Regions from separate parts of the Homo sapiens genome. Here region 2 is linked to region 1. The links are chromatin loops, found by intact Hi-C in ENCODE. Cell type or tissue: endothelial cell of umbilical vein. All regions are shown on one strand. Links, peaks and the distances in the headings refer to the core of each region. The heading gives the core; the rest is flanking DNA. Region 1 overlaps SYT17 (synaptotagmin 17). Region 2 overlaps ITPRIPL2 (ITPRIP like 2).

What was found. A loop is a pair of places that touch in the nucleus more often than their neighbours do. Peaks named below come from ENCODE experiments on the same cell type or tissue, not always from the same donor. Only the 100,000 strongest peaks of a DNase experiment are listed, where the experiment ranks them.
Region 2: a loop joins it to region 1, with 3 times the contacts of the local background. A loop is called at or near these places in 2 of 110 quality-filtered maps.

What each region holds. Positions count from the first base shown.
Region 1 is chr16:19,189,096-19,192,011 of GRCh38, reverse strand. The region is part of intron 5 of SYT17 (synaptotagmin 17); the gene reads right to left. Among named protein-coding and RNA genes, the nearest start is that of SYT17, 22 kb to the right of the region's middle. In endothelial cell of umbilical vein, for the core only: no CTCF peak of the experiment used is centred there; a DNase peak (open chromatin) is centred at 1,241; H3K27ac peaks cover 394 bases.
Region 2 is chr16:19,117,802-19,120,648 of GRCh38, reverse strand. ITPRIPL2 (ITPRIP like 2) reads right to left here. Exons shown (of 1, transcript NM_001034841.4): 1 at 1-2,847. Among named protein-coding and RNA genes, the nearest start is that of ITPRIPL2, 5.3 kb to the right of the region's middle. In endothelial cell of umbilical vein, for the core only: no CTCF peak of the experiment used is centred there; a DNase peak (open chromatin) is centred at 1,558; H3K4me3 peaks cover 364 bases; H3K27ac peaks cover 2,305 bases.

The sequences.
Region 1 (2,916 bases), core at 215-2,714:
AAGATTGAGACCATCCTGGCTAACATGGTGAAACCCCATCTCTACTAAAAATACAAAAAATTAACTGGGTGTGGTGGCGGGCGCCTGTAGTCCCAGCAACTTGAGAGGCTGGGGCAGGAGAATCACTTGAACCCGAGAGGCAGAGGTTGCAGTGAGCCGAGATCATGCCACTACACTCCAGTCTGGCGACAAAGTGAGACACAGTCTCAAAAACAAAAAAACAAAACAAAACAAAACAAAAGAACTGTACAGTGCACACTCTTAGATACATCCCCTAGATTCTGAAATGAACAGTTACTGATATTAACACTGCTGTAATTATATTTAAAATATGCTCTATTTGCTTCTTCCCTATCCATCTATCACTCTATCTTTTTTGAATGCATTTCAAAATAAGTGGCTGACATTGGTACACTTCCTCACTGTCTTAGTCCATTCAGGCTGCTGTAACAAAAATACTATCAACTGGGCGGCTTGAAAACAACAGAATTTATTTCTCACCCTTCTGGAGGCTGGGAAGTCCAAGATCAAGCCACCAGCTGATTTCATGTCTGCTGAGGACCATTCCTCATAGATGGGACCTTTTGGTTTTGCCCCACATGGAGGAAGGGGCAAGGCAACTCTCTGGAGCCTCTTTACAAGGGCGCTAATCTCATTGATAACAGCTCTGCCCTCATGGCCTAACCACCGCCCCAAAGGCCGTCTGAATACCATCCCCTCGGGGTTAGGATTTCAACATACGAATTTAGGAAAACTTCAGACCATGGCACCCATACACATTTCGGCATATCATTAACCAGAGTTCAGTGTTTGTTTATGGTGGGTTTTTTTTTTTAGATTAAACTTATATGCAGTGAAATGCACAAACTTTAGGAATACTGGATGAGCCTTGCCAAATGGATACAACTGTGTATCCTTCCTAATGCTCAGAAAGGTTCCCGCATGGCCACGGGGCATCTAATCTCTCCACTGCCCTTGTTCTTCCTTCCCCAAACCACATGAACTCAAGAGAAAATGAACCACCTACATCGTGGATATTTTTATGGCTTAAAAAAACACACACACAGTTGGTCAAAAAGCCATCTGCACACCCATGTTCATAGCAGTATTATTTATAATAGCCAAACGGTGGAGGCACCGTTGTCCATTGGGTGGAGGCAATCCAAGTGTCCATTAAAGGATGAATGAATCAACAAAATATGACACACACACACACACACACACACACACACACACACACACAGGAATATTATTCAGTTCAGCCTTAGAAAGGAAGGAAATTCTGACTCATGCTACAACACAGATGAACTTTGAAGACATTATCCTGAGTGAAACAAGCCAGCCACAGGAAAAATAATCTATGACTCTACTTATATGAGGTACCTAGAACTGTCAGATTCATAGAAAGTAGAATGATGGTTGTCAGGGGCTGCGGGGAGAGGGAGATGGGGAGTTATTGATTAATGGGTGTAGGGTTTCAGTTTTGCAAGAGTTCTGGAGAGGGATGGTGGTGATGGTTGCACAACAATGTGAATGTACTTAATGCCACTGAACTGTACAGGCAAAAATGGTTAAGACGGTAAATTTCATGGTGTGTGTATTTTCCCACAATTAAAACTAATAATTTTTTTTTAAATTTCGAGACGGAGTTTCACTCTTGCTGCCCAGGCCAGAGTGCAATGGCACGATATCAGCTCACTGCTATCTCCACCTCCCATGTTCAAGCATTTCTCCTGCCTCAGCCTTCCAAGTAGCTGGGATTATAGGTGCCCGCCACCACACCTCACTAATTTTTTGTATTTTTAGTAGAGACGGGGTTTCACCATGTTAGCTAATAATTTTTTAAAAGAGTTGAGCCTACACAGATTTCAATGGCTTTCAATCCATTCCAATGAGCAGAATTTCTCTAAATAGCCAGTGTAATTTCATGTCTATGTCAATCCCCTTGTCCTACTCACTGTATGGTCTTATTTTCATTATCTTCCAGCCAACCTTATCACTGAGACCCCAAAAATGCCATAGCTCCATTAGCTGCCAGTTTCCTGAATGCCAAGATCAAAGATGCAGTCAGGTAGGATGTTGCAAGACAGATGGGATGTTCTGCCCTGAACCAGGAGGTGCCTATATGCTGGCCCCATAAGCCACCCATTCATCTTCCACATGGGTTTTCCAAGAAGAAAGTATAACTAGACACTAAGCATTAGCTCAACTCCACACACCATTAGAATAGGCTAAAAGTAAGAAATTGAATAGCTTTGTCTTATATACCATTACACAACTGCCTCCTCTCCTTTCCATTCCACTGACCAACCAACCAATTTGGTGAAGGCAGATGTTAGCTTCTAACAAAAATCAGCAATCAGGGCAGCTATTCTGGCTCACGTCTTTAATCCCAGCACTTGAGGCCCCCAAGGCAGGAGGATCGCTTGAACCCAGTGGTTTAAGACCAACCTGGGCAAAATAATGAGACTCCATCTCTACAAAAAATAAAAAATTATCTGAGCATGTTGGTGTACACTTGTGGTACCACATGGTCCCAGCCACTTGAAAGGCTGAGGTAGGAGGATTGCTTGAGCCCAGGAGTTCAAGGCTGCATTGAGCCATGATTACACGACTGCAATCCAGCCTGGGTGACAGAGCAAGACCCTGTCTCAGAAAAAAAAAAAAAAAAAAGACAGGTTGAGGTCCTAACCCCCAGTATCTCAGAATGGGACCTTATTTGGAAATTGGGTCATTGTATATGTCGTTATTTAAATTAAGATGAGGTCACACTGGAGTAGGGTAAGTCCTAATTCAATATGACTGGTGTCCGGTGTCCTTATAAGAAGAGAAAAGACGTGGCTCACGCCTGTAATCCCAGCACTATGGGAGGCCGAGGCAGGTGGATCATGAGGTCAGGAGATTGAGAACATCCTG
Region 2 (2,847 bases), core at 348-2,847, 71 kb after region 1:
CTACTAAAAAAAAAAAAAAAAAATATATATATATATATATATATATTAGCCAGGCGTGGTGGCAGGTGCCTGTAATCCCAGCTACTCGGGAGGCTAAGGCCCAAGAATCACTTGAACCTGGGAGGAGGAGATTGCAGTGAGCCAAGATCATCCCACCGCACCCCAGCCTGTAAAACAAGAGCAAAACTCTGTCTCGAAAAAAAAAAAAAAAGAAAAGAAAATGATAGAAACATTCAGGGGTGAAGTCTGATCAGAACGACGCTTTTAGGCCAGGTGTGGTGGCTCGCGCCTATAATCCCAACACTTTGGGAGGCCGAGGTGGGAGGATGGCTTGAGTCCAGTAGTTCAAGACCAGCCTGGGCAACATAGGGAGACCCTGACTCTACAAATAATTTAAAAATTCGCTGGGTGTAGTGGCACATACCTGTGGTCCCAGCTAGTTGGGAGGCCGAGGCAGGAGGATCGCTTGAGCCCAGGAGGTCAAGGCTGCAATGAGCTGCAATCTTGCCACTGCACTCCAGCCTGGGCAACAGACTGAGACCCTGTCTCAAAAAACAAAAACAAAAACCTGTGTTCTTGGTAGTTGAAATGGTATGAGCCTAAGAAGCTTGCACCCCAAATCTAGCCACCAATCATCCCTGTAAAGGCACGAGCTAGGATACCACTAACCCCCCAAAATTAATTTAAATGTAAGAATAAAATACAAAGAAACAAGTTATTCTGCAATCCTTCTGATTACTCATCTGCAAACTCCGACAGAGCAAAGAAGTTTACCCCAAATCACCAGGAAGGAAATGCCAAAAACTGGCCCTAAGTGGTTTGATGTAGGATCTGACTCAAAAAGAGCAGCTTCGAGATCAAGTGTCCTCCTGGGAACTGTGAGTTAAGTGTTATCTATGGCTGTGTTAACTTTTTTTTTTTTCTTCTACAATAAAGCTTAACTCTGAGAGATAAAGATGACTTCAAATATCACGCCCCCAAGTATATATAACACTACCATATCCAAAACAAAAAATATGACTGTATACATACTCAGGGTGTTAACTACGTAAGGCAGTGGTCGCAAACTGGTGGCCCCCAGGCTCAAACAAATGTTTGGCCCACATGGTGTTTTGGACATTTTTTTAATTACTTGTTTAAAAATCATCAAGTTTCACTTTAAAAAAAAAAAACCTGATTTCCAGCTTGTTGCCCCATTTTTTTCTGCATGGCTGAGCAATGGCCCCCTCTTTAAAGGTGGGCACAGCTTCCCCCCCACCTCCCACCCCTGTTTCTACAGGCTGCTGAGTTTGCGACCCCTGGTTGGAAATAGCACTAAAAACATGTTTCCTAACCCAAACCTCTCTCACACCCTCACGCCATTTTCACTTCATTTCCCCTTCCCTCTCTTGCTTCACTTTCATCTTAAGTCCTCCTTCCCCAGGTCTTTGGATTTCTCTTGGTTCACTCGAATTCTCCTTTCTTTCAGCTTCAGTTTCATTTTGCAAAAAACATCTCCGCTCAGCCCACGATCATTCCAGGAAGGCTCCCAAGACTGGTCAGTGGGAGTTACCAAAGGGTGTCTCGCCACAAAATGACTGAGTCATCTTCCCCAGAAACATTTTCCTCCAGCACTGGCTGGACAACTAATTTTTTCTTTTTGCTGTTGTTACTGTGGAACTTCTTGCATGAGAATATTTGCATATATGAATCTCCAGTACCAAGCATACACCAAAAATGTGTACATTTCAGATGAAGGACATAACAGAGCCCTAATAAAATACAGAATTGAGCTTAATTTAACTGTCTTGGGCAACCATCATGCCTGGCTAATATGCCATATTATTTCCGTTGTACACAGTACATGTTTTGGTTTACTAAACATTGATCAAAATTGATCGAAATCTCTAAGTTTTGGTTACCATGTACAGAGAACAATTGCTCAGCATGGCATTTAAATAAAACAGTAATATTTTAAAAATTCACAAATACAATGCACAATTTATTTTAAAAAAATAAAATTTAAAAACCTTGAGGATGGATGAGGCTTTGGGTAATTAACCTGAAAAACAAAACTAACAAAAAACTACAAGAACAGTATGTTACCAGATTTATACTTTAAAACACTATTAAAAGAGGAACTCACTGACACTGCTAGAAATATTTCTAAAATTCAGCTTTTTAAAGCTTTTTTTTTTTTTTTTTGAGACGGAGTCTCGCTCGGTCACCCAGGCTGGAGTGCAGTGGTGTGATCTTGGCTCTCTGCAACCTTCACCTCCCGGGTTCAAGTGATTCTCCTGCCTTAGCCTCCCGAGTATCTGGGATTACAGGCGCCCGCCACCACGCCCAGCTAATTTTTGTATTTTTTAGTAGAGACAGAGTTTCACTATGTTGGCTAGGCTGGTCTTGAACTCCTGACCTCAGGTGATCCGCCCACCTCGCCTCCCAAAGTGCTGGGATTACAGGCGTGAGCCACCACGCCCAGCCTTAAAGCTTTATAATCCTTCCAACCCTTGATGTCCCCCACTGTAGTAAACAATGAGTACAGAGGAAGTTGTGGTTGAGTATGGAAATATATATATATATAAAATATGTATACATATATATATATATAAGATCTACTCTTGGCATTTATTTTAAAAACTAATTTTAAAAAATACCGTGCAGTTTCTATCTTTGCATAAAGTTAGCAGACTGACTTCTTTGCACAATGCAGTACCTTATGACCCAACATTGACCTCAAAAGCTAGGAATGACCTTTGCGGGGAACTGTCCCCAAGACAACCTCAAAGAGACAGCACAACATTTGCAGCTGTTTCTCTTTCAGCCCAAGGTCGCAAAGGATATAAGAAGCCAATGCAGCTTGGA